Linked DNA regions of Mus musculus: all the other regions are linked to region 1. Evidence: chromatin loops called from intact Hi-C (ENCODE). Cell type or tissue: heart. All regions are shown on one strand.

Region 1 (5,000 bases):
GTGTGAGTAAATATATATGGTGTGTGTGTGTGTGTGTGTGTGTGTGTGTGTGTGTGTGTGTGTGTGTATGGAGAAGGTAAGGACAGTTTCCATACTTGTTTGCTGCTAACTTCCCAAAAACTCCTCTTTGATTAGATAAAATCAGGCTCACAGGACTAAGTGGGATCTACACTGTGACTGACATGTGAGGATTAAATGGCTGGCTTTGGTGGCATGTCCTAGGACATAAGAGCAGCTGCAGCAGTGGGGTCCAAGCTCTCCCTGAGTCTCTTTGCCACTGAACTTGAAGTACAAGATTCTCCTCATTGGAACCTGAAGTGTCTTCCTTAGTTCAGCCTGGTGTTCCAATTACCTACTCTTCCAGAAGATGCAAGACCACGCACATGTCTTCGGATAATTTTATGACTCTGCAATTTCCCTTCATTGAAGGGAAAACAGATAGGCCCTTTCTGAGGCCATTTCTTAGAATAAAATTAATTGATATTATGAAGGTGCCTGAGAGCATCCAGGTTCATGTCTTTTATTAATACCTGATTTCAACTCCTCTACTTGGGGAATATTCTGCTTCATTGGTGGCTAGTGTATCTGAGTTTTGGGATCTGGGCATGCGTCTCTCTACCTACGTAAATTATTTCTGAACAGAATGCTATTTCTGCTCCCACCTCTGTTCATTACTGATGATAGCTATCCTGGCCAGCACCTCAACCTAAACTCCTGATAGCTATACTTCTCCGTGTGAGGATAATAGATGAGGGGTCTCCTGTTTTCACTTTGAATGCAGAATCATTCTGAGCTTCTGGAAATCCAAACACTGGTTTAAACTGGTTTTTGGTTGTTTTATTAATTTTACTAATTTTCTTTGACATCAGCGAGCTAGTATTTTTGAAGTCAGTTTCGAGTGCCTAAGAATGACACTACACTGAAGTGTGTATGGTGGCGTGTATGTGTTCTAGTTTGTCTGCACATGTACATATGTGCAGGGAAAAGCCACATGTTGATGCCACCTGTCTTCCTATGTCATTATTGATCTTATAACTTTGTTAAAGGGTACCTTCGATAAACCTAGAGCTCACTAGCATGGCTATACTGGCTGACCGATGAGCCACCCAGGATCCTTTTGTCTCTGTTCTTTGTCCCGGATTACAGAAATGTACTGTGTCGTGCCTTGCTTTAACGTATGGGCTGGCAATGCAAACGTAGTAAGTCCTCATCCTGGCAAAGCAAGCCTTCTTTACGCTGAGCTGTCTCTCCTGAACAACACAGTCAATTATAAAGACATATGAGAGGCCAATATCTGACTTTCTATCTGAATATATATTTTTTCCTTGGCACATATTAAGCAATACATCAAATATGAACAGAGATCAACTTCAGAATAAAGGCAGTGTGTGAAAATAAAACATTTTAGGTATCTCGAGAGTATCTTTCAACCCAAACAAGCCATTTTAGTATTTACATGAGCAATGGTTTAAAATATTTTTTTTAAAAAAATGGAATGCCTTGAAATAGCAATCTGAAAGTGTTCTGTGACTGTAGAATAGATATTAAAATGTAATTCGTAGATGCCACGTCCCATTGGTTACAATAGCGATGCTTCGCATTGCGTGATGGACTTTGCTTTTGCAGATGTTTCCCATTAAAGTTCATCCTCCCTGCGAGAGAGGCAGGGGAGATAAGCGTGTGATCCCCGCATTTGTGAGAAGGAAAATCCAGCCCTAGTAGTAAGTGGTGGGGCTGGGAGAGGAGCCGAGTGCTCCTGACTCCAGGCTCCAATCTTTCCACATCTGAAAACCTTCCGCAATTGAACTTCATTGTGGCGGGGGAGGGGCAGTGGGCAGACTGAGTGGGAGAAGCTAAGGGATTGGGGAAATGCACATGGGTTTAGGTCAGCTTCCCTGTCTCGGGAAAATATTTACCGCTTGTGTTTTCCATTTATGTTAAAATGTTTTAGCCTGTATTGCACATAGTTCTTGATAAGTTGTTTCACTCACTGGAAAAGAAAGTTCATAAAGCAAGATCGTTTTTAGAATAGTTTGGGGACTTGAACCTATACATGTCTAAAGGCAGTATGACACTTGATGAGGATAAGCCTGTCAGCTTTGTGCTTGTTTTTCATTTTTATTTTCCACTTCATGAAGTCGTTTGATTATCTCTTCACGATAATTTGTTAGGGGTTCATATGATTTCCTCAGCAGTCTGGCCATTGCGGTCCATTTAAAATGAAAGGATTTTAAGATGAAATTTGGAGGCTTTTCAGATGGCCATTAAGATGACGACTTTGAAGTCTGGGTGCTCTGTTGTGGTCCTGTGGTTCTCTCATTATGGGAGTTGAGTTCTGCCTGTTCAGGGTGACAAAGCCCTCAGCCACATCTACTATTATGATTGTCTTACTGGCACGTATACCTAGTGCCACCTCGTGGTTGGCTGCAGCTATAGCATGTAGCCAAAGAGAAAAGGGTAGCAGATACATTGTTTGACTTTAAAAAAATATTGTCAAGGTGACCTTAATAGAGACAAAGGCCAGAAGTCACCATGTGTAAGGTTTATATGTACGTATACATGTGTACACAGGTATGTATGTATGTATTTATGTGTATATATATGTATATTTGTGTGTGTTGTGTGTATATGCATAAATGTGTATATATGTATATATAATTATATATGTTTATGTATGTATATACATATATACATATGTACACGTATTCATATATACATATGCACATACATATTTGTATATATATGCATATTTTACATATATACATGTACACACATATGTATAGATATATCAATATATCTATATGGCTATACACACATACATAGATTATGTAAAACCTTCCAGATAATTTTTGGGTTCTGTTTGGCTGTTGTTTGTATAGAACTCATGGAGCAAGAAATAATTGAACATTTCAAGAAAGCCTGTACCTTAATGTCTCTTTTACCCCGAATTGTTTGTTCGCTGTTATTTGCTGTCAGGACAGGAATGGACAGAGCTGCTGAGTTCTGAGTTCTGATACTTTCGCTGTAGTTTATAACACAACAGGCAGGGCATTCTCAACTTCTAACTCCGGTGGTTCAAGACTAAGTGAATAAAAAGTATGATTCTTCCACATTCCAGTTGATAATAAACAAGTTAAGAACTTAATGAAGAAAAGAAGAGCTAGAAAGAAAAGGAAAGGATGTTATTTCTCTCTTGAGACAATCTACCAATTTTATCACCAATAATATGAAGGTCTTAAAACACAGGAATGAATGGTTTGCAAAGAACATCCCCATGCATCCTGTCGTGGGCTGGTGTTTTCTTGGACATACAAGAAGTAAGCTATGCTATTGTGAACTCCATGAACACAGAATAATGTGCCCTCTGTGTTGAGAGGTGCTTAACTCTTATAGTCTAATTGCTTTTAATTTGTGAAGTGTATTTATCCATGTAAGTATTTATAAACAGGAGCCCACTTTAGAACCCCGTGGAAGCCTCATGATTGTTTTCTGGCCCCACCATCCAGAGCCTGTGAGACAGTAGAACTGGGTATGTCTATAAAAGTTCATGCATGGAAGCTGGAAAGTTGGCTCAGCTGATAAGAGCACTGGCTACTCTTTCTGGAGGACCCAGGTTCAATTCCCAGCAGCCACAAGGTGGCACACTACTGCCTGCAACTCCAGTTCCAAAGGATCTGACACCCTCACACAGACATACAGACAGGAAAACATCAATCCACATAAAAATAAATAAATAGTTCCTTAAAAGTTCATACATGACTCAGGTGATGGTCTAGGGTCTAAATGTGACAAACACTGGCCTGTGCTAAAGAGTTCTGTCAATCAATTTATCACCAGAGTGAGGGATCACATACCCAAACCAGAGGTCGAAAATTCTCAATCAGCCAGCTTTACCCTCTTGAAACTTTGTGTTTCATCCAGAAGAACAACTTTTCCTTCTTTTGTTTATTTAATCGGTTTTTTTTTTACATTCCAGACTTTATTCGCCTCCCAGTCCACCTTCTGACTGTTCCACACCCATACCTTCTTCCCCCAGTCTCTGAAAGGATGTTTCACCGCTCCCCACCCCCCAATACCCCACCCCACCAGACCTCTCCACTCCCTGGGTTTCCAGTCTCTTGAGAGTTAGGTGCATATTCTCTGATTGAGACCAGACCCAGCAGTCCTCTACTGTATGTCTGTATGGGGGCCTCATATCAGCTGGTGTATACTGCCTGTTTGGTGGCTCAGTGTTGGAGAAATCTCAGGTCATGTCAGTTGAGACTACTGGTCCTCCTACAGGGTTGCCTTCCTCCTCAGCTTCTTCCAGCCGTCCCTAATTCCACCACAGGGGTCGCCAGTTTCTGTCCATTGGTTGGTTGCAAATAGCTGCATCTGACTCTTTCAGCTGCTTGTTGGGCCTTCCAGAGGGCAGTCCTGATAGGTCCCTGTTTATAAGCACACCACAACATCAGTAATAGTGTCAGGCCACAAGAACTTCTTACACATATTTTCTAGCATGTCATGTATTCTGTAGAGTGTTTTTCTTTTTAAACAACAACTTTAACTTTAATTTAGCTCTGTTATTAAATCCACTTATGAGCCAAGAACCAAAACAAGATTCATTTTATTTATTTTTAATTTTAATTTGTTTCTAGCCTTCTCTCCCACCTTGCATTCCAACCTCCATTCCCCCTACCCTCTGCTCCCCTCCTCCCTGTCTTCCCCCTACTTCTCTCCCCCAGATCCACTCCTGTTCTGTTTCCCTTCAATCATGAGAACAGGCCTTTTAGGAAAATCAACAGAACATGCGCAACAAGTTGCAATAAAATTAGGTACAAACCCTTATATCAAGACTGGACAGGGCAACAGAGGAAAAAAAGAAAAGGGTCCAATGTGTAGACAAAGGAGTCAGAGACACTACCCACACCCAATGTTCAGAATCCTAAGAACACCAAACTACATAACTGTGGTATGTATGAAGAAGAGCTACCTTAGGCCCATAAAAGGTGTGTTGTTGT
Region 2 (5,000 bases), 74 kb before region 1:
AACCAGTTACCCCCCCCCCCCCGAGCTCGTGTCTTTAGCTGCATATGTAGCAGAGGATGGCCTAGTTGGCCATCAATGGGAGGAAAGGCTCTTGGTCTTGAGAAGATATATGTCCCAGAACAGAGGAATGCCAGGACCAAGAAGAGGGAGTGGGTAGGTTGGGGAGCAGGGCAGTGGGAGGGTATAGGGGGCTTTGGGGATAGAATTTGCAATGTAAATGAAGAAAATGTCTAATAAAAAATGCCTTAATAAAAAAGAAAAAAAGACTGCTTAATTCTCCTATCTTTAAAGAAATCATATTAGTTTTGTAAATAATAATAATAACAATGATGATGATGCTGCTTGATTTTAGGTTTTGAAATTATCATAACTACATTATTTTCCCCCTTTCTTTTCCTTGCTCCAATCCCTCCCATATATACCACATGTCCTCTCTCAAGTTCATGGCCTCTCTTTTCTTAATTATTAGATTTCATTTGTGCTTCATATTTTGAAAAATATATATATATACATATATCACGTGGAGTTGGAAAATGTGCCATAAAAATGTCAAGGGCTGATATTTTCCTTTGATGTACTTTTTTCAGACTTTTTTTTACTTAATCTGAATGTTCTAACCCCTCTCATTGCTTTTCAACTCTTACTGGCTTCTTCCCTAAACCAGTACCAAGATGTTACTGTTGATTTAGAGCCTTTCCTTGAGATGATTGAGGATAGATTTCAGAAAGAAACCTTTTGTTTCCTATACCTGCCAGTCTCTCCACAAAATAATTTCCGTACCTTTTCTGGGTTTACCATATGATACAAATACCACTCAACCTTTACAACTCATTCCAAATGCCAAAGGAATGCTTTAAAAAGTGCACATGATGGAAGTAAAATGACAGAGAACGTACGTGCTTTTGAGAAGATCTAGAGCAATGTGAGAAAGTTTAGTTCTTTAGTCCATGCTAATAGGAATCACTTTCTCAGTGTTCCTACTCAGTGAGTTCAAGGATGGCTTAGGAGGAATCATTTCATCCTCATGTGTTTAGAAAGGAGTTAGTCTAATACTTAAGACAAAAGACAGTCAAATGAATTGCTTATGATGAGGCACTCTAGTTTCAGGTTTAGTACGTACATATTCATATATATATTCTATTTATGTTATATGTAAATAATACTTTGAACATTTCCTTCTTTTCAAAGTACGATTTTTACTTATTTCCTAGATTTTGTTTTGTTTTTGAGGTAAGGCCTAACTCTGTAGCCTTTGATAACCTATAACCCATTGTGTATACCAGGCTGGTATGGGAATCATAGCAGGCCTCTTGCCTCAGTGTCCTGACTATATATTATATATTGTATATTGTATATTACATTTTGTATATTATATACTTATATATGAATAATATATTTTATTAGTATATGTCATACTAATATACTGGTAATAAATATATTATTCATATTTAAATATATATATAACTAATATATAACATATAGTAATATATGATATATAAATGTATATGTATTACTAATGAAAAATTTGTTTTGTGGATTTATAAGAGAAATCTTATATGAATGGATAATTCCAAAAGGATTCAAAAGTTGTTGTTTATGTGCTGGGCAGGTAGGACTGGGGTACAGAGGGGGAAAGCAGTTTTTAATGAAATAGTGTTGCAAAATGTTTAGTGGGTAAAGTGACAGTAGTATCTGGAGAAAGTAGCAGGATGACATCAGTGGATAGTGAGCTCATTAAGTAGCCACGGAGAAGGCACTTACATGACAATTGGAACCAATGGTCATGGTCAGGACATTTAGATAAGTCATTGCTGAGGGGAACTGATGCTAATGAGCATCATCTATAATTGCAACAGGCTAGGTAGCGAACCAGGTGCTTCACCGGGCATCCTACTTAGTGTTCTCACTGGCTAGATGATGTAGACACTACTATTGTCCTATTTTTGCACGTGAAGAAACTGAGGTTTGGAACGGTAAAGATACTGACCAGGTTTTCAATGATAGATTATGGCAGAAAACAGGTTCAAAATAAGAGTTTGCAGTTGTGGAAAATGTTAATTCTTAACTAACTAACTAACAATGAAGACTTTTGATGATAGAAAGATGTGCCCGCGGGAGGGGGGGAGGGTATCTAGAGCCTTGGTGTTCATGTAGAAAATTTTCATATATTTCAGATATTAAACACCATTGCTATGAATTGTAAATAAATCCTTGTCTATGTCTAAGTATATCGAACCATCAGGAGAAGAAGATTAAGTAGACACATAGCCTCTACTGGATTATATGAGAAACAGAAATGAATAAAAGTAGCCCCCAGATAGACATAGAGCAGCAGATGTCAACTGAGTAGATCCTGGCTCTGGCTTCCAGCTGTTTCCCTTTGCAAAGGTTCCCAGCCAGTGCTGAGGGCTGTCAGCGCTCCTGTGGGCTTGCTCATGGGCCAGCATTTTTAGAGCTGGCCTGCCCTGCAGCTGCGGATCAGCCTGCAGTCCCCTAGGTAAGCTATGCTTGTACATTCTCTTATTTGTGTTTATAGAATCATCATCATTCCTTTTCGTAGTTACAGCTCTTTTGTCAGCTAAGATGTTACGGATGCTTTAATTGGCTTGTGTCTTGTTGGTAGAACTGGAATGAAAAATGTGGAAATAATGCTTACATTTGAACATTTTCTCTACAGGCTGGAGAGTCATTTTTTCATTGTAATCCATTTATTGTCCTTGTAAAATCATTGACAGTCTGAAATGGTGGCCTATCGTTTTGTTTTGTGTTATTTAAAAAGCCCTTACGTGTTTCATCTCATTAGCTAAACTACAAAATTATATTAAAAGTCATATCCGTCACATGTGCTGAATCTTCCTACGTTCTTTATATGACTCAGTCTGTTGTGTTGACATTTTTCAAGTATTTTTTGGCAGTTTGCCAATAGGTTACATTGTTTCTCTTTGGTATCAAAGCCATCTTTCCTTTATTGAAAAAACATCTACTAAATGTGTTATTTATAGACACATGAAGTCAATAGATATATCATTAATTTTTGAGCAGGGTTTTAACACTTTGGCATGTTATAACACCATCAGCTACCATATTCAATTTGTAACATTCTATATGGAGTATAATTAAGAGAACATTGTATTAGGCCCCCAAGGACATAGAGTTATGCCCAGTTCAAAGAACATAAGTAATTCAGCCTTTATGTCATCTAAAACTGAAGTGAGACAAGAAGGAGAGGTCCTGATGGAACTGTTCGGATCCCTCAAGCTGTCACATCTGGAGGATTTGGGGTTATAGGCCTGTGCTGCTGACATCACTCCCCCACTTATGGGGAGCTGGGAATTTAGCTGGAACTCCTGATATACTAGGCTTTGCTCTCTATGCACTGAGGTACATACCCAGAGTGATACACTTTTGAAAGGCAACTCTTTTTTTCTTTCATTCTATTTCCTGATCGTGTCTCCTCCCTTATCCTATTTCTCTCGAGTATGCTCATTGTTTTCCACTCCAGTTAATTCTTTGGACCAGGAATTTAAATAGCTTACTATTAATGGTATTGGGATCTGCTTGGGTTTGTTGCAAAGGTAGGAGAAGTAGTATTCTGCCAATTGTGGAATATTTGTTAGCATTTCTTCCTCATTCCGTTATACCAAATCATTGTCATTCTCCAGCTATAGCAATCAGAATTATCTCCAAACACTGAAATGTATGAAAAGAACACAAAGTTAGCAGACATCTGAATTCTGTTAGCAATAGTCTTTCTGGAATGTTACATATTTATTAGCAAAATGATGTTGGCAAATCAATTTATACCTGAGTCGTAGTCTTTTTAAAATAAGAGTAATAACTAACTCACAAGCTTGTTGCACAGATTAAAGAATTTTAATTATAATTATATAATTATATATCAAAAGAAAGTACATACTTGGTCAACATTTATTAATATGCATCTAATGTAAAGGTTTGCTGAAAAATGCTAACAAAGTGCTAGGACAACAGGGCATTGGCTTACTATTCACTTATATCGAAAATTACATTTGAACCATGTCTTTTATCTGATCAAGTAAACATGAGAAAAAAAAAGAATATTTCAGAGAGACTACTGTTCATCAGTGTATGAAATAAGGTGATATTTTATAAAATGAAAGATGATTAGCCAATTATAACAAATAGAAGAAGGTAGATGTGGTTTGACACGCTGGAAGATGGTAAGAGAAGCCGTGGCGATGGTGTTGGGACTACCCTACCCTGTACAGGCTGAGAAGAGATTGGGAACTACTAAGCTGACATGTGTAAGCTTCTAGAAACACAGTGATGAAATGAAGCAGGAGAAGATCCACATTAGAAGAAGGCTGGAGCTCTAGGACATGGGAGCAAGAAAATAGATATCTTTATCCCAGAGCCAAACCCAAACACAAGCAAGAATGTCACATTAGTAAAAGAAGAGGTTTGAATTAGTTGACCCATTATCAACTACCCACACTATAAGTCTTGTAAAAACAAAACATTTTCTTTACATAAGAATGCAGATTTGTTTGAAACATTTTGAACTTTTCAACTTATAGTATAAAACTGATGATAATTGACACTTTGAGTATCTACTGCATAATAGATGATAGACATATAAACCTAATTTATTATTATCACCACAAAGTACAGACTGATTACTTTATTAGCAGAGATACTGTGAAGCATTGGGTTACAGTATAGTTTATCTGATTCTTACAGCATCTCTGTTTTTTCCTTCACACCAGTGTGAAAGCAATTGTCAAAAGCAATGTTGTCCTTCACTGGCTTCTTGGAGACTGGATTTTGCCAGAGGAAAGTAGCAAAAGTTAAGGATTCATCCAGGAATTCCGACTTAATCATTGACAAGTTTCACTCTGTTCTCTTCTTGTTTCTCAGTTTCCACTGTTGTTCCAGTTTTTGTAAAAGAAAGAAATGCTTTCTGCTGGATTACTGGTCCCTATTTCTGGATAAGGAATTTGATGTCCCAAGGGAGTTTTTTA
Region 3 (5,000 bases), 680 kb before region 1:
GAGACTGAAGCAGCAAACCTGGGGCCTACATGGCTTGCACCAGGTCCTCTGCCTCTAAGTTATGGCTGTTAGCTTGGTGTTTATGTGTGATGCCTAAAAGTGGGAGTGGGTATATCTTCAACTCTTTTGCCTGCTCTTGTGACTCTTTGCCTCCTCTTGGGTTGCCTTTTCCAGCCTTTATGTGAAGACTTTCTACCTTGTCTGTTGTATCTTGTTTTGGCATGCTTGGTGGTTGTCTCTTGGAGGCCTGCTTTTTTTTTCTGAAGAGGATTGGATCTGGGAAGAGGGGAGGTGAGGAGGAGGTGGGGGGAGTAGAGGAAGGGAGACTGTGGCCAGGATGGATTGTATGAAAGAAGAACCTATTCTCAGTAAAGAATTGTTTTACCTAGATGTTGAAATATCCATTATTTTTCTGTTTACCTTAATATTAATAAAATTATCTGTTTTCCAAGAATCACAGTTTTAGTCCTAGCATATATTGGGACGTAGAGATTTGTGGGCAGAGGAGGCCCAACACAGAACACAAGGAGGGTAAGGAGAGAAACACGAGAGGCTGAGAGAATTCAGAAACGAGCCGGAGTGAATCCATTCTAGAAATCAGATCCACACATTTCTGCATGAGTCTGGGCAGCCTCGGTTTTTACCCCTACCCCTGCCCAGTTTTGAGCTAAAGTGTTACCAGTTCTTCACTTTGCTAGTTATTCTTGAACTTTAAGGCAGTTTCAAGTTGTGTGCTATTTTTAGACAAATGCAATGATTTTCTAGCTATGCGTTTACGATAGAAGTATAATGGAGTGTATAGTAGCACCAGGGTTAAATTAGTGTGATTGTCCTGGTCTTTGGGATAATCAGGCTAGTAGACTGTTTACTGCAGAAACAGTACCCGAAGGCTGACGGCTGTCAAATAATTAAGCTACACTTAGAGGAACCAAATGAGTTGGCTTTGTGAAGTTGCTTTTCCTAGATTGAAATGCAAGCACAGAGAATACAAGGTGAGACCGGCTGAGTGGCAGTCTACACATTCACCTTTCCCCTCCCTTTCTCTCCATCCTTATTAGGATTGAAAGGGACTTATTAGGATTGCAAGGCACTCAACAGTATATTTTTTAATGGGTCATTTTATTTATTTACATTTCAAATGTTATCCCCCTTCCCACTTTCCCCTACACAAACCCCCTATCCCTCCCCTCCCCCTGATTCTATGAGGGTGCCCACCCACCCACCCACCCACCTACTCCCACCTCACCTCCCTAGCATTCCCCTACATTGGGGCATCAAACCTTTATAGGACCAAAGGCCTCCTCTCCCATTGATGCCAGATAAGGCAATCCTCTGCTACATATGAATCAACAGTATATTCTAAGACTCATATCCAGGTAAAATTCTTAGAGAGAGAGAGAGAGAGAGAAGGAGAGAGAGAGAGAGAGAGAGAGAGAGAGAGAGAGAGAGAGAGAGACTGAGACTTATTTCCTTGATGTGATTTTCTTGTGATATACAGGATGTCCCAAGAAAGGGGTGTAACGTATGAGGTTTGGGACTTTGATGTAAAATTTAGCTTTACTTCTCGGTGCTATTGCCTCAGCCAGCAACCAATTTACAGAATCTCACTTATATCATCTGTAAGTATAAAAGATGTGGCTTAAAGGAGGTGCCCTTTGTGAAGAGCTTTCTCTTAAGCTTCATCACTGGCAAGTCCTTAATAAACCTGAGCTTGCATTATTTCTATTGCTATCCATTTGAGGCAGGGTTTCATGTAGCCCACTCTGTCCTCAGACTCACCATGTAGCCAAGGACAACCTGTTTCTGGTCCCCCCTGTCTTTCCCTCTAGAGACTATTGGCACGTGCAATATACAGAGCCAGAGCCCGAACCACCAAATTCCCATGTGAGAGGCCAGAACCTCACCAAACTGAGACACTCCCCAGCTAACCTTCCCATTTTCCTAAGTAATGTCTGCTTGGCTCACCAGGAAGCAGACTGTTAAACTTGCAAAGAGAGGGAGAGAAATTGTTAAAGATTAAAAAAAAAAAAGGCACCTAAAATTCTTACCTTTGCCATGAGCCTTTTGAAATTGAATAGTGGCGCCTTACTGTGTGGAGTCCACAGTGTTACAACACATGCGCTAGCTTGACCTTGAAAGATATTGTCCTGGCTTTAGATATTCCTTTAGTGTTTCAGCAATCAATACTTGTCCTTAGATTATAGCCTTGTGAGCAAATCCATCTTTCTTTCTTCCCTCCTCTCCTTTCTTTCTCTCTCTCTTTTTTGATGAATAAATAAAGGACCTAGCACACCATCCGGGTGCGAATATTTCCCTCTATAAGTTGATATACCATCAAGTCCAGTGAGCAGATAGTGGAGGTTGGGAAACCCTCTGTAGACAATGAAAACCAGTATCGGAGGAAGAGGCGACTCATTAGCTCGACTCAGTTGCTTTTCCTAAGGATTTCCTTAAGTGGAGTGTGTGTTAATGAGTAATGGCATTCACATCCTTATGGACTCAGGCCATCGTCCCTTCGTGGCCGGCCTGTGCTGCTTTGTGGCTCCCCCTTTTTAATTTTGAATCCAAGCTCATTACGTTAATAGCTCAGCGCTTGCTTTCTCAGGCACTGTTAGAAATAGACTGTAAGCACCGAGTGCGGCGCTTCCCTCCTTCTGCCCACTCTTCCCATCATGGCAGTCCTCGGAAACAGCCCACAGGAAATCAGTATTTCTCAGTGGCTTGTGTGGGAAGTGCAGACTATTGTGTGTGAGTGTCACAGCCAACTGCTTGGCAGGAAGTCATTTTTTTTTGGAAAAGCTAACTGAACAAACACCTTCCATTGTCTACGGAGGTTCAAAGTCCCATGAAACTTCCTTATTGCTATCTCTAAACTAACTTGGGAGCTGTAAACACATTTAACCCCTTTGTTCCTGAACGGATGGGTTTATTGAAGGGCCTTTCCCTCAGTAATTAAAAAAAAACAAAAAACAAAACACTTTACTATGGTATTTTATGTGTATGGATTTTTTTTCCCCTGCGTGTTTGACTATGCACGATGTGAGTGTTTGGGACTCGTGGATGCCAGAGGGATTCCTTGGTCTCTTGAGCAGGAGTCATAGATGACTGTAAATTATACAGTCAGGCTCCTCTTTACCTCCTCTTTACAGGAAGAGCAGCCAGTTCTCTTTACCGCTGAGCCATCTCTCCAGGCCCCCTCATTAATTTTTTTTTAAATCCTATTTTGATTTTCCTTGGAGAATGCAGAGGGGCAATCAGTCCATGTGTGTATTCTCTTTCAGGGGATGTTTCTTCCACACCTCATGTCTAACTGTCTGTTGAGGATTGTGTAATTAGTAAGCAAGGGAAAACTATTGACAATATGAGAGTCTCCTTGTGTTCCCCACCGCATTTCTCATTGCTTTGCAAGCCTATAGCTACAATAAAAGGGTTTTTAAAAAGCTCTGCTCAGAATATTTTTAAATGTTGCTAATCATGTTGATAGTCTTATTTATTAAAGTTGTAAAAGAAATGCAGTTTTCCCTAGTGTAATGCAGCTGAGGAGAAACTTAATATTATAAATGAACCTGGTGCTCGTTAGACAGTGAGGGCAGAGACAGAAGATGCTACATTTAACCCAAGGTTGATTGCTACCGCAGTAAATATTTGAAAGGCATTTATAGAAAAGTAGCTGACCTGGGAAATGCTTCAAGAAGCCATTTGCAAAATTCTGTTTGGTTTTAAAATCTGTTCTGTCTAAATTCAAGATCGCAAGATTTTATTTGACAATGAAACTGATTGACATAGAAGATTCTGTCTAGTTTTTTTTTTTTTTTTTTTTTTTTTTTTTATTCCTGTTGTGATAAAATACCCTGGCAAAAGCATCCTAAGAGATCAAGGGTTTGTTTTATTAGGCTGTAGTTACAGGTTACAGTCCATCCTGACAAGAAAGTCAAAGTGTCAAAAAACAAAAAACAAAAAACCCCAAACAACAACAACAACAATAACAACAACACCCCCAAAACCTCAAGAACCCAAGTGTCAGAAACTCTAAGCTGGTCACGTTACATCAATAGTCAGAAGAAGAGAGCCATGAACATGTGCGTGTGTTAGTGTTCAGCTTACTTTCTCTAGCCTTACAAGTTCAGCTTCCCCTGCCTAGGGAATGGTGCCACCCACACTAGGCAGATTGCAGATCTTCCTATATCTATGAACAGAATCAAGGTAATTCCCCCAGGCATTCTCGGAAGCCCATCTCACAGGTGAGTGTAGATTTTTGTTAAGCTGACAACTAATAAAGATGTTGAATCTGCTTTCTCAGGTTTGTGTAAGAGAAGCATTGTCTCATAATCTTCCATGGGTATCCTAGACAGATCTTCTGTTTCTTATGCAGACAGCCCCTCTTACATGTTGCAATAGGAATTTCACAAGTTTAACGAGGGCACTTTGTTGTTTCATAGGATGAAAAATCTGGAATTTCCTTTCTTTTCTTTATCTTAATATCTTTCCCAGGACAGTAGTTTTGTTCATATTGAGATAGAGTTCTTACTCTCTAATAACATTTAGACCCCATATAGTTTTAGATATCTATGATGCCATTACATGAGAACTAAAGCCTGCTTCCTAATATCTTGAAAATAGAAGAGTGGCCCATGATCCTCTGGGACTTGATTACTATGATTGTCCAAATCATTTTAGTAGCTATAATTTAAGAGTCCATTTCCCCCTCCATGATAGCAGTTGCTGTTGCTTGTGTTGAGTATGGATAGTGATTGGCTCTTTTCCTTTTGAGCCTAACAATCATACTGTATTAGTACACATCCTGTATTATTTCATTCAACCTCAAAGCCCCATCTCTAAATAGAATCCCAATGGTAATTAGGTGTGTTGCTATATTGTTTATGTCTACATTATAAAGTAATCTCACCTCTAATTTGCTCTTGTGGTATGAACTTTGAAGACATAAAACTTCCAACATAATTAGTGCAGTTAAATATGTATATTCATGGTGGGGAAGGAGA
Region 4 (5,000 bases), 820 kb before region 1:
TAGCAATGGGGAGAGGTCAAAGAGACCCCAATATCCACAAAAACCACTGTGTTCTTATCTCTTGCCTCCTTTCTTCGCTAAACCCCAACCAATTCATTCTAGTTGAGATGGTTTGACCACTTTCCCAATCTCTTAGGTCATTTGAATTTCTCTGCACTTTCCCATGAGAAAACTCACCACTTACTGAGGCAAATTAGGGGAGGGGACCATCAAACCTCAGGGACAGTACTTGGTCAGTCACTGACCAGAACAAAAGTGGGGCACTGAGAGAGCAGACCGCTTTCTAGGCAGAACTATTCAAATTACAAAGGAAAACAGAAAAGTTTTATTTTGGAACTGCCAAAACCAAAACTTCTAAATACACACACACATATATATATATATATATATATATATATATATATATACACATACATATACATATACATATACATATATATATATAGTTGTAGTCTTAAGTAACTTTAAGAATACTCTTTAAAACAAAAACGTCTTGGTATACATGCCCCCCTCTAACAAACATAATAGCTGCCAAATATTGTATAAAGTCTTGTATAAAGGCAAGTCTTTTGTCACCAGGCAGGTTCACTGTTGATGCTAACCTAAAACTAACACTTGGACTCCAGAGAGGTTCAATGCCTAAGGAAGTTGCTACTAGAGATTTCCATTCCAGGTTTCTGAAACTGGTTTGTTACATCTGTTTGCTGTTGCTTAAACAACGCTCAGATTCACAGCTCTGTCTTCTCAAAAGGACATCTGTTCTGCACACCTGTGCTGATGCAGGCCAGGGTGGTTTAGACATTGCTGAGTGTGTGGCTCAGTATATCTGAAGCAGAAGGGCTGTCAACTATTCAGAGGAGCTGGTGAGGGTCAGTCACATTGACCCCTGTCTAGGAGGCAAGGCTGTAACTCTTGGGAGACATCTCTGTAGTTGGTCCATTAGGAGGAAGGTGGTGTTTCTCAGCATTCGGACATTAAATCCAGTATTTACAACAACAAAATCCTGTTCCAGGGAATTAACGCTTTCTAATTTCTTCCAACATTAATTCAACTGCCCTTGGGATCTCTAGGCATCACAAACTTCTGATCACTGCATCCAGAATGCACCTTTGGCTTCAGAAGCTGGTTCCAACACTAATGACTTAAGAGGAGCCGAAACAAAGGTCGCAATGGCCCCATTCTCTAAAAACTCCTCTATAACGGCCATCACAATTATGCTGTATACGAGACGAAAGCTAGGCATCACCATCCAAAACATGCTGGAGACTATAAAGTATTTATTTGTGCTTACCTTTTGTGCGTTCTCTGCATCTTCAATGGCAAAATCTAGTCTGGTCTGCCTGGGGCTGATCAAGTCTTTTAGTGTTAAACAATTCACCTCCATCTGGAACACACAACTATATCAGAAAATGATTTTACATTTATTTCCCCCTACAACAACAACGACAAAATGCCACTTGTGAACATCAACTTTCCCTTCCTACAGCATTCCTGGAATTTTCCAAGAATGAAGACACCCTCCATTCCTCATTAAAACTCACACGGACAAACACTTAAAATATACTTAGGAATCACTGGAAATCTGGGAAGACGAAAAAACTGAACAAAACTGCAATCCTTTATGAAAAGCAACAGGCAAAATAGTTACCAAGGAAGGAAGGTGTTAGGCAAATGCCAAGAAAGTTACAGGGTCTCCCAGGTCAGTTAATTTTGGCGCAAAGAACCGGGAGGAATTCAACTTTGAGTGGGTTTGATCTAGGGGGTAGACTGAAACCTGATCTAGAGACCAACCCATGCGGGAAGCGCTCAGCCCCTCCCTAGGCATCTAAGCACACCCCAAGTGAAACTCTTCCCAGGGGACCCCTAAATCGTGGGGGTAGGTGGTAGTGGGGACCAGCCTCCTTCACCTAGCGCTGCAGCCAGCACAACCCCAGGGGGCACTCGGACCCGGGGCCTGTGGGACGGCATCCAGGGCGGCGGGTAACCCGTCTCCGCATTCCCGCCTCCCCATCCGAGGGGGCCGCACGCTTCCTTACTGTCGCTGCGCGATGGAGGGTCTCTCCGGGGACGTCCGCAGCCGCACGCGTGAGCGGGCAGAGCGTGTAGATCTCAGCGGCCGGCTGGCGACATGGGCAGGGCAGGGCAAGGCTCGCAGATCCTCCGCTCCACCCGCGGTGTCCGCGTAGCGACAGCGTCTCCTACCCGCCTAAGCCAAGCTCCAGCCCTGGATCGCGGTCCCCGCTAAAACACCTCCTCTGGCGCCTTGAGACTGAATTTGAGCATTCACCAATGCGCGGCGGCCGGCGGGGCGGTGCCGACCAATGGCGCGGCGGCACGGCCCGAAGCCCCGCCCCTCGCTGTCTTGGCGCTCGGCGCCGCGCCTTTCCTCCCCTTCGCCCGCCCGCCGGATTGTTGTCGCCTCGCCCCCTCCCCCTTCCGGGTACCTGGAGGCGGTGACGCGGGAGCGTTTCCCGCGGGGACGCGGGCGCGGACGCGGGAAGCCGGGGCGGGGCGGCGCGGGCCGGCGCGCTCTCCGCGGGGCGCCCTTTTGTTGTGGGGGACCGACCCACGCCGGCCCCCAGCGCAGCAGATGGAGCCGGGGAAACGATCCGCACGCGCGGGATGCTGCGGACGCCGCCCTGCCCCCAGCAACCTGCGGGAGCCGAGTTGCCGGGACCTGCCAGGGCGGCTCCCTAGCACCCGGCGCCGCCAGGTGACACGTGAACCCTGGTTAGCACCTGGGCTGCGAGCAGATGGCACGCCCGTTAGCCCTGGGAACAACCCCGGCAGCCGCACCAAAGGGGGTTTTGCAAAAGGTTTCCTGGTGTTCCCTCTCCAGAGCATTAGAGATGGTCGAGAATGTGTTATTAGACAGTTTCTAGTAAGGACTAGCTTGGGGGATGGGGGAACAGTCAAGAATATCTCTGGAATATTACTGATTTCTATTAGACCTTTCACTTCCTTCGGATTCTTATTTAAAATATGAACCTAAGGAAAGACTGCTATTTTAGGCCCCTCTTGAGAAACTCTTGTTTAGAACCGTTTTGGATTTGCACAAAAAACTGAAAAGATACTTTAAAAGAGTTCACTCACATCTAGTACCCAGTTTCAGCCACTTATGTAAGTACAAAGCACTTGTTTAAGTCACTATTTATTCAGGTTTTCTTTTTACCAAATGCTTTTTTATTTCCTGTTGGAGGACATCGCTTTTGTTCATCTCTCCTAAGCTCCTGGTTCAGTTTCTTGGGTTGATCCCCAGATTTTCCCCGAGTACTGTTATTTTGTAGGGTGCCCTCAGCTGGGATTTATAACGGCCTCTTTAACACATGCCCACGAGTATTTCCCCACTTCAACGCAAAACTATCATTCTCATTACCCCGTCTTAGCCGTTCCGTGCAAAGGCCCCACCCTTCACCTCTCAGCTCTCAAAAATGTACAATGAGCCATCAGAAGAATTCAAAATATTTACTCAAGTCCTTCGGTTTTTACTCCAGTCTGCTGGTACATTCAGCCTGAAAATGGCTACCGGACTATACCTTAGAAAAGACCAGAACGCATGTAAAACAATCCGCATGAACAAATAAACAATAGTAGCTTAAAAAAAAAGTATGTCTATGGCAAATAACAATTTGAAGACTATAGGGATAGCTCAGCCAATAAAGTGCTTGAAGGATCAGAGTTGGACCTCTGGTGCCCATGCTGGTGTGGAGGTGCCTGTGCTTGCAGCACCAGCAGGCACAGACCGATCCCTGGGGCTTGCGGACTAGCCTGTTTAATAAGCTCCAGATAAAGGAAAGACCCCCGTGTCAAAAACCAGAGGTATGGGGTTGGAGAGATGGCTTAATCAGTAAAGTGCTTGCTCAACAAGCAGGAGGACGGAGTTGGGATTCCCAGCACCCATTTTCAAAGCTGGGGGTGAGGTAGTCTGTAACCCAGGCTGCGGAGACCCACTGCTTCGAGAAGGTCATTGGCCAGTCAAGCTATCCTAGGTCAGTGACAGTCCCTATTTCAAAGGAATGAGTTAATGAACTGATGAGTAAATATAATGTGTAGAGCTATTGAAAAAAGACATCTAGCATCTGCTCTGGTCTTCACATTGGCAATTACATGTCTCTCTCTCTCTCTCTCTCTCTCTCTCTCTCTCTCTCACACACACACACACACACACACACACACACACACACCAAAAGAAAAATTGGAACTAAAATCTATCTTCTAAATGGTTAGAGAACCATAGGGACATGAAAAGAGAAAAACTGAAACTTACTTTTTTTTTTTTCATCACGCAGATCCAGAGAATTTAGATGAAGAGATGCATGACTTATGACTGTGGTGGTTTTCTGTGGCTGCTACAATAGATTTACCACAAAATGACTGTCTTAAAAAAAAAAAACCCACAGAAGTTTATACATATAACATATATAAATATTATACAAATACTTATATTTACTATATAAATTTAGAAAGTCATCTAAATATGATCATGCCCATGGGTTTCAGAGTGTATTACATGGATAGACATCTTCAGGAGGTACCATTCAAAACCCATACACCCAAATTAAAGCAACAAAGTCCATTCATTTCTCTGACATTTCAAAACTATGTGCTTCTTTCATTGAGATTACAGTTTCGTGTCAATGACCTTTTTTTTTATTTTATTTTTCTATCAGTTTCCATTCAAGTGTGGCATCTTTTGAGTTAAGAAGAACTGGATACGTAATTTTAGATTTGTACGTTTAAGTAAGAATGACCTTAAGTCTGGAGAACAATTGGAAACGTTATAGTTTGATTGACGTGCTCAGAGCGATAGTGTTCTAACAGTTACTAAGTGGATCCTTTTAAGTTTGAGAATTCTCACCCTACCAGTGTCTTGGATGACCAGATGGGAAATAGCTGTGGCAGCCCCTGCGTTTAGCTTCTGCGTGGGTCCTGATCTCCTGATCTCCCCTGAAGCGTGGGAGCTCCAGGAAGTCGGACGTCTCTGTTGGGTGCCCTTGGGG
Region 5 (5,000 bases), 81 kb before region 1:
GATAGTGCTGCTTCTAGAAGCAGCAGGTTCCTAGACAAAAATCTCAATCCCAAATTCAGGGAAGCTCCATATACATTGTTGGTTAGGGAGGCCCCAGAGACACCAAAAGAAAACAGGTTCTTGCTATTATGCTTGTAGTTGCCTATGAGAACTAGGTCCCTCTGCTTAGAAAGCATCTCACATCTTGGTTGCACACACAGAAGAATGAAACAAACTAAGCTAGAAATGTATGTCCTCCATACTGGATAATTTCTTAGTTGCTGAGGTTGCAATGTAATATTCTGGGAGAAAAGGGGCATCAGAGAACTAGCTCAGGTGTTGGCTCTACAAATACAAGACTAACTTCTCAGGCAAGCTATGTCTACCAGTACAGTAGCTGCATAAGTGTTATGGAGATAACCAACTGCTCTCTGATTGAATTCAGGGCCTTAAACAGGAGGAAATTTATGCCTGGTATGTACCTACAGTAAAAAAAAAAAATCAAGGCTGGAGAGATCATAAGATATATCTATAGATAAATGATAGCCTCTGTCTTAGCCAAGATGTTTCTCTTAGCAGCGAATGACAGTGAATGCAGAAACTTGTGCAACAAAATACTAAAATAAGAGGTAGATGAAGCAGCATGCCTAAGCATGACATTCATACCACTGTTCAGAGGCCAAGGGTACAGTGTGAAAGGGAATATAAGAGCGGGATGCGGCAGGGGGTTGGGGAGAGGCAGAGAGAGAAAAAGAGAAGGAGAGAGAGAGAGAGTGAGACACAGATAGACAGACAGAGACAGACAGGGAGACAGAGAGAGAGAGAAACAGTTGCAAGATGCTATCTTTTAGGCACAATGCAGACATTGCTATCATGAAATCATAATAGCTTCAGTTGCCTATCCTGACATGATGGATGGATGCCTCAAAGGTTAGACATGGATTAGGAAGAAACTAAGGAAGCCGTATCTCTCACTGTTCAACTCTTGGCTGTTGAAAGATTCTAGGAGAGAAAAGTTATTGCCTTCAGTACCAGCTAATGAGTACCACAGTCCCTGATTAAACTCAGTAATAAGAAAGGAACAAAGAAAGAAGCCCAAGTCCCTAGAAACAGGTGAATGTGGTAAGTTGTAGGGAAAGGCGGTGTGTGTGTGTGTGGGGTGCTTGGTAGTGGTGAGAGGAGAAAGAAGCTGTGGGTATGTATATTATATATATGTATAATATGCACGTATGAAGTTTTCTGTAAATTTAATTGCACAAAAGGAGTTGTTCAGTAGAAACACAAAAGATACAAAATAAAGTTCATTTTATTGGTAGAAACTCCTAGTAAAATCCCAATACGGTAACACACACATGCTGCTTTACTAACTAATGGGAGATTTCCTGTGGACACTTTGTATTTCAGGACAAAGATGTATGCCTGACTAGCACTCCTCCTTGCTTCTATTTAGCCAGAATAGAATCTGACATGATTGCAAAAGAGAGGTTTTTACAAACTGGATCAGCAGAATTGAGTGGAGATTCAGAAACTTTTTTAAAAATGTAAAACTTTAGGTGGAGCTAAAGCTTGGGAAGCTATTGTTTAAACTCTCTCTCTCTCTCTCTCTCTCTCTCTCTCTCTCTCTCTCTCTCTCTCTCTCTCTCTCTCTCTGCCTTCATAACATTCAGTTTAATGCCTGAGTATATCTCAATCAAAATTCTTTTTTGTTATCAGAGAAATTGTGGTTCCTGTTTTGACTTCTTAGTCTCACCAATAAAACAGATGCAGAAGGAAGTTCGAAGACTGTTTTTTTTTTTAAGTGTGAAGGTGAAACAACCAGACACTCAAGCTGAAAATTCCAACAACCACAAAAAAGACAGGAGATGAAGAAGACGTTGTGAATTGTAAGACAAGCATAGAGGTTAGTAAGAGAGAAATGCCGAAGTGTTTAGGAAAGTCCTGCTTAGATTTAAGAAACTGAGGATGATCTAAATTCGGAAGGCTCCTGAGCCCAGACTCTTTAGTCCCAGAGCAAAGGATTCTAACAGAGATAAATTATTACATATGGAAATAGTTGTTTCTTATTAAGAAAGAATCTCGAGAGATTTTGCTGAAGGGACCCTGTTATAGCTGTCTCCTATGAAGCTATGCCAGTGCCTGGCAAATACAGAAGTGGATGCTCACAGTCATCTATAAGATGAAACACAGGGCCCCCAATGGAGAAGCTAGAGAAAGCACACAAGGAGCTGAAGGGGTCTGCAACCCTATAGGTGGGACAACAATATGAACTAAGCAGTACCCCCAGAGCCTGTGTCTCTAGCTGCATATATAGCAGAAGAAGGACTAGTCAGCCATCACTGGGAAGAGAGACCCCTTGGTCTTGCAAACTTTGTATGCCTCAGTACAGGGGAACGCCAGGGCCAAGAAGTGGGAGTGGGTGGGTAGGGGAACAGGGTAGAGTGAGAGTATAGGGAACTTTCGGGATAGCATTTGAAATGTATATAAAGAAAATATCTAATAATAAATAAATAAATAAATAAATAAATAAATAAATAAATAAAAGAGTGGTCTAGTGAGCCGAGGAAGGAACCCAGGGAGGACGTTTAAAGATGCTGACCTCTCCACTTTGAACTTGGTTTTGTCCCACATGCCCCAGGTTTAGGAAGATTATTGAGTTTTCTGCAAAATAGCTTCTTTTATTTACTCTTGATATATATATATATTGCTGCCAGTCTCTATTCTGCCACATTTTTACAAAGTATTGACCCTAAGTGTGTGCATTCCATGTGATTCCAGCGGTTACTTGCACTAACATCTAATATGCTTAGCCCCATAACTGCTGTGTGGGACATGGCTGTCCTGGGAATGGGAACGCCATCATTACATTTAGAAATCACCATGCATCTAATGCCTGGCTTCCTGTGTTTACTGCAGTTTGTAACATAAGCAGGCAAGGTCTGCGGAAGGCTTCAGCTGCTTTAGCTGGCTGTCCTGTTTCTCCAGTTTAGCCTGATTTCATGGGATGGAGCAGAATGAACACCGTGGCTCCTGGCTGTCAAGAGTGAAAAATAGCTGGAAATTAGACAAACAGCTTCATTGCTGAAATTGTTTCCGGGCTAAAAGTTCTTCCAACAGCTGTTTGTTTTGGACAGTGACCTGCTTTTTTTTTTTTTTTTTTTTTTTTTTTTGCTTTAGGAAGAGAATGCAGGCTGGTTATTTCTGAAGTCAGGAAGAACTCTTAGCCATCCACTATTGTGGTCTTTTGGCTTCTTTGACAACTAGGCTGAAACTGGACTGAAGGGATTTTCCTTTGTTCCCTCCTCCCCCCACCCTGACCTCTCTCCTTTCAAAGACCAATCTCAGGCTGCTGCTGGTGTAGGGAGAAGAAAACAAAGTGAGGAACTCTATAATCCTTCAGAAATGGCTTTGTAGAATTTATTTTGCAGACACTAACTTGCTGAACAGGAGAGAGGGAGGGAGGGAGGGAGGGAGGGAGAGAGAGAGAGAGAGAGAGAGAGAGAGAGAGAGAGAGAGAGAGAGAGAGAGAAGAGAGAATCTGAACTAGCAAGACAGATTCTCAGATGAGAAAAAAGTTTATCTCTTCCTGAAACTTAGTTTGAAAGTTACTGTATGTGTGAGTTTTTCTTTCTTTCTTTCTTTCTTTCTTTCTTTCTTTCTTTCTTTCTTTCTTTCTTTCTTTCTTTCTCTCTCTCTCTCTCTCTCTCTCTCTCTCTCTCTCTCTCTCTCTCTCTCTCTTTCTTTCTTTCTTTTTCTTTCTCCTCCAGATGACTGCTAGTTTTGCTTAGTAGTTTTTTTTCTTTCTTTCTTCTGAAAATACTAAAGCTGGAGTCTACCAGACTGAGGTTAAGAGCATTTTCTTTGGCAACAAAAAGATACTTTTATAGAAGCCATGCCTGTCCTTGGGGTTGCCTCAAAACTGAGACAGCCAGCTGTTGGGCCAAAGCCTGTTCACGCTGCTCTTCCGATACCGAATCTTGGCATCAGTGTGTCACGGCGCTGTTCCTCGAGACCTCTGGAATTTGCTACACCGGAGCGCTCAATGCTTTCGTGCCAGCTCACATTAAAATCAACCTGTGAGTTTGGAGAGAAGAAAGCCCTGCAGGGAACAGCCAAGGAGATCGAAGACAGCAAGGTTAGTAGCCAAAGGTTACTGTAGACTTTAAAAAAACCACACAGAGAAACTTCTTGTCAGTTGCACCATGAACTTTGGGAGATGGTGATACTTAGAGGAACTCTGCTATAAGGAGGGGGCAGATTTATGTGAGACTGAGGACTGAATGTGTAAACTGTATTTTAGTGGATAGTTGGAAAAGTCATGAAGAAAATTCTGAATATCTGTATAGGATAGCCAGTATTCTTATTAATGGAACAAGTAATTACTTATTAATATAGTTACTCCTAGATACTGCTCCATTGGTGACATTCACAGGTATAAACAAATGGGAGTCCACTCCCATATACATTACCTTTAAAAGGAAATCTCTGTCAAATCCCTTGTGCGTGTCCTCTATTTTCTCCAAACATCATCTGCAGGATTTGAATGTTTGAGTGCTAGCTGCTTATTTTATTGTAATGTGGACAGAAAAAAATGAAGTATTGTCCCTCTTACTACACATTTGCCAGGATTTCTGTTTACAAATTGAAACGCTGCCGTTTTACTTATTGCTGACATGGGTTTTCTTTTCTCTCTCTCTCTCTCTCTCTCTCTCTCTCTCTCTCTCTCTCTCTCTTTCTTTTTTTTTTTTTTTTTAACTTACTTTCTGGTATTTTGTGAGCTCTTGGGTACTGAGCCTTCTTCAAATGTTTGCTCCAGTGGCAGAGTGCTCATGTGGCCCTGCAGGAGAAACTTTTTACTGAAGAGTCATCTAAGGCAGAGTTTCTCAACCTGTGGGTGGCGACCCCTTTCAGGGCTTGATTTTATGGTTGCAGGTAACCACAGCATCACACACTATCTTAAAGGGTCCCAGCTCTAGGAAGGTTGAGACCCACTGCTCTAAACCTTCTTAAGTATCACTTGCAGT

The links. Hi-C counts contacts between places; a loop is a spot of excess contacts. Peaks named below come from ENCODE experiments on the same cell type or tissue, not always from the same donor. Only the 100,000 strongest peaks of a DNase experiment are listed, where the experiment ranks them.
Region 2: it touches region 1 in a loop (4-fold over the local background); 5 of 42 quality-filtered maps call a loop at or near these places.
Region 3: a loop joins it to region 1, with 2.4 times the contacts of the local background. A loop is called at or near these places in 2 of 42 quality-filtered maps.
Region 4: it touches region 1 in a loop (2.4-fold over the local background); 7 of 42 quality-filtered maps call a loop at or near these places.
Region 5: a loop joins it to region 1, with 6 times the contacts of the local background. A loop is called at or near these places in 5 of 42 quality-filtered maps.

What each region holds. Positions count from the first base shown.
Region 1 is chr10:109,918,349-109,923,348 of GRCm38, reverse strand. All of the region lies in intron 1 of Nav3 (neuron navigator 3), which reads left to right. Among named protein-coding and RNA genes, the nearest start is that of Nav3, 80 kb to the left of the region's middle. In heart, CTCF peaks have their summits at 2,423 (motif pointing left) and 3,630 (motif pointing right); a DNase peak (open chromatin) is centred at 2,378.
Region 2 is chr10:109,991,906-109,996,905 of GRCm38, reverse strand. The region is part of intron 1 of Nav3 (neuron navigator 3); the gene reads left to right. Among named protein-coding and RNA genes, the nearest start is that of Nav3, 6.0 kb to the left of the region's middle. In heart, no CTCF peak of the experiment used is centred here; a DNase peak (open chromatin) is centred at 2,415.
Region 3 is chr10:110,598,269-110,603,268 of GRCm38, reverse strand. 9230102K24Rik (RIKEN cDNA 9230102K24 gene) reads right to left here and starts at 2,619. Exons shown (of 3, transcript NR_028438.1): 1 at 2,049-2,619. In heart, a CTCF peak has its summit at 2,700; a DNase peak (open chromatin) is centred at 2,668; H3K27ac peaks cover 411 bases.
Region 4 is chr10:110,742,716-110,747,715 of GRCm38, reverse strand. E2f7 (E2F transcription factor 7) reads right to left here and starts at 2,277. Exons shown (of 13, transcript NM_178609.5): 1 at 2,037-2,277; 2 at 1,292-1,384. The coding sequence starts at 1,384. In heart, a CTCF peak has its summit at 2,232; a DNase peak (open chromatin) is centred at 2,325; H3K4me3 peaks cover 2,514 bases; H3K27ac peaks cover 2,087 bases.
Region 5 is chr10:109,999,088-110,004,087 of GRCm38, reverse strand. It overlaps Nav3 (neuron navigator 3), which reads left to right and starts at 3,698. Exons shown (of 38, transcript NM_001368815.1): 1 at 3,698-4,111. The coding sequence starts at 3,869. In heart, no CTCF peak of the experiment used is centred here; DNase peaks (open chromatin) are centred at 2,947 and 3,237.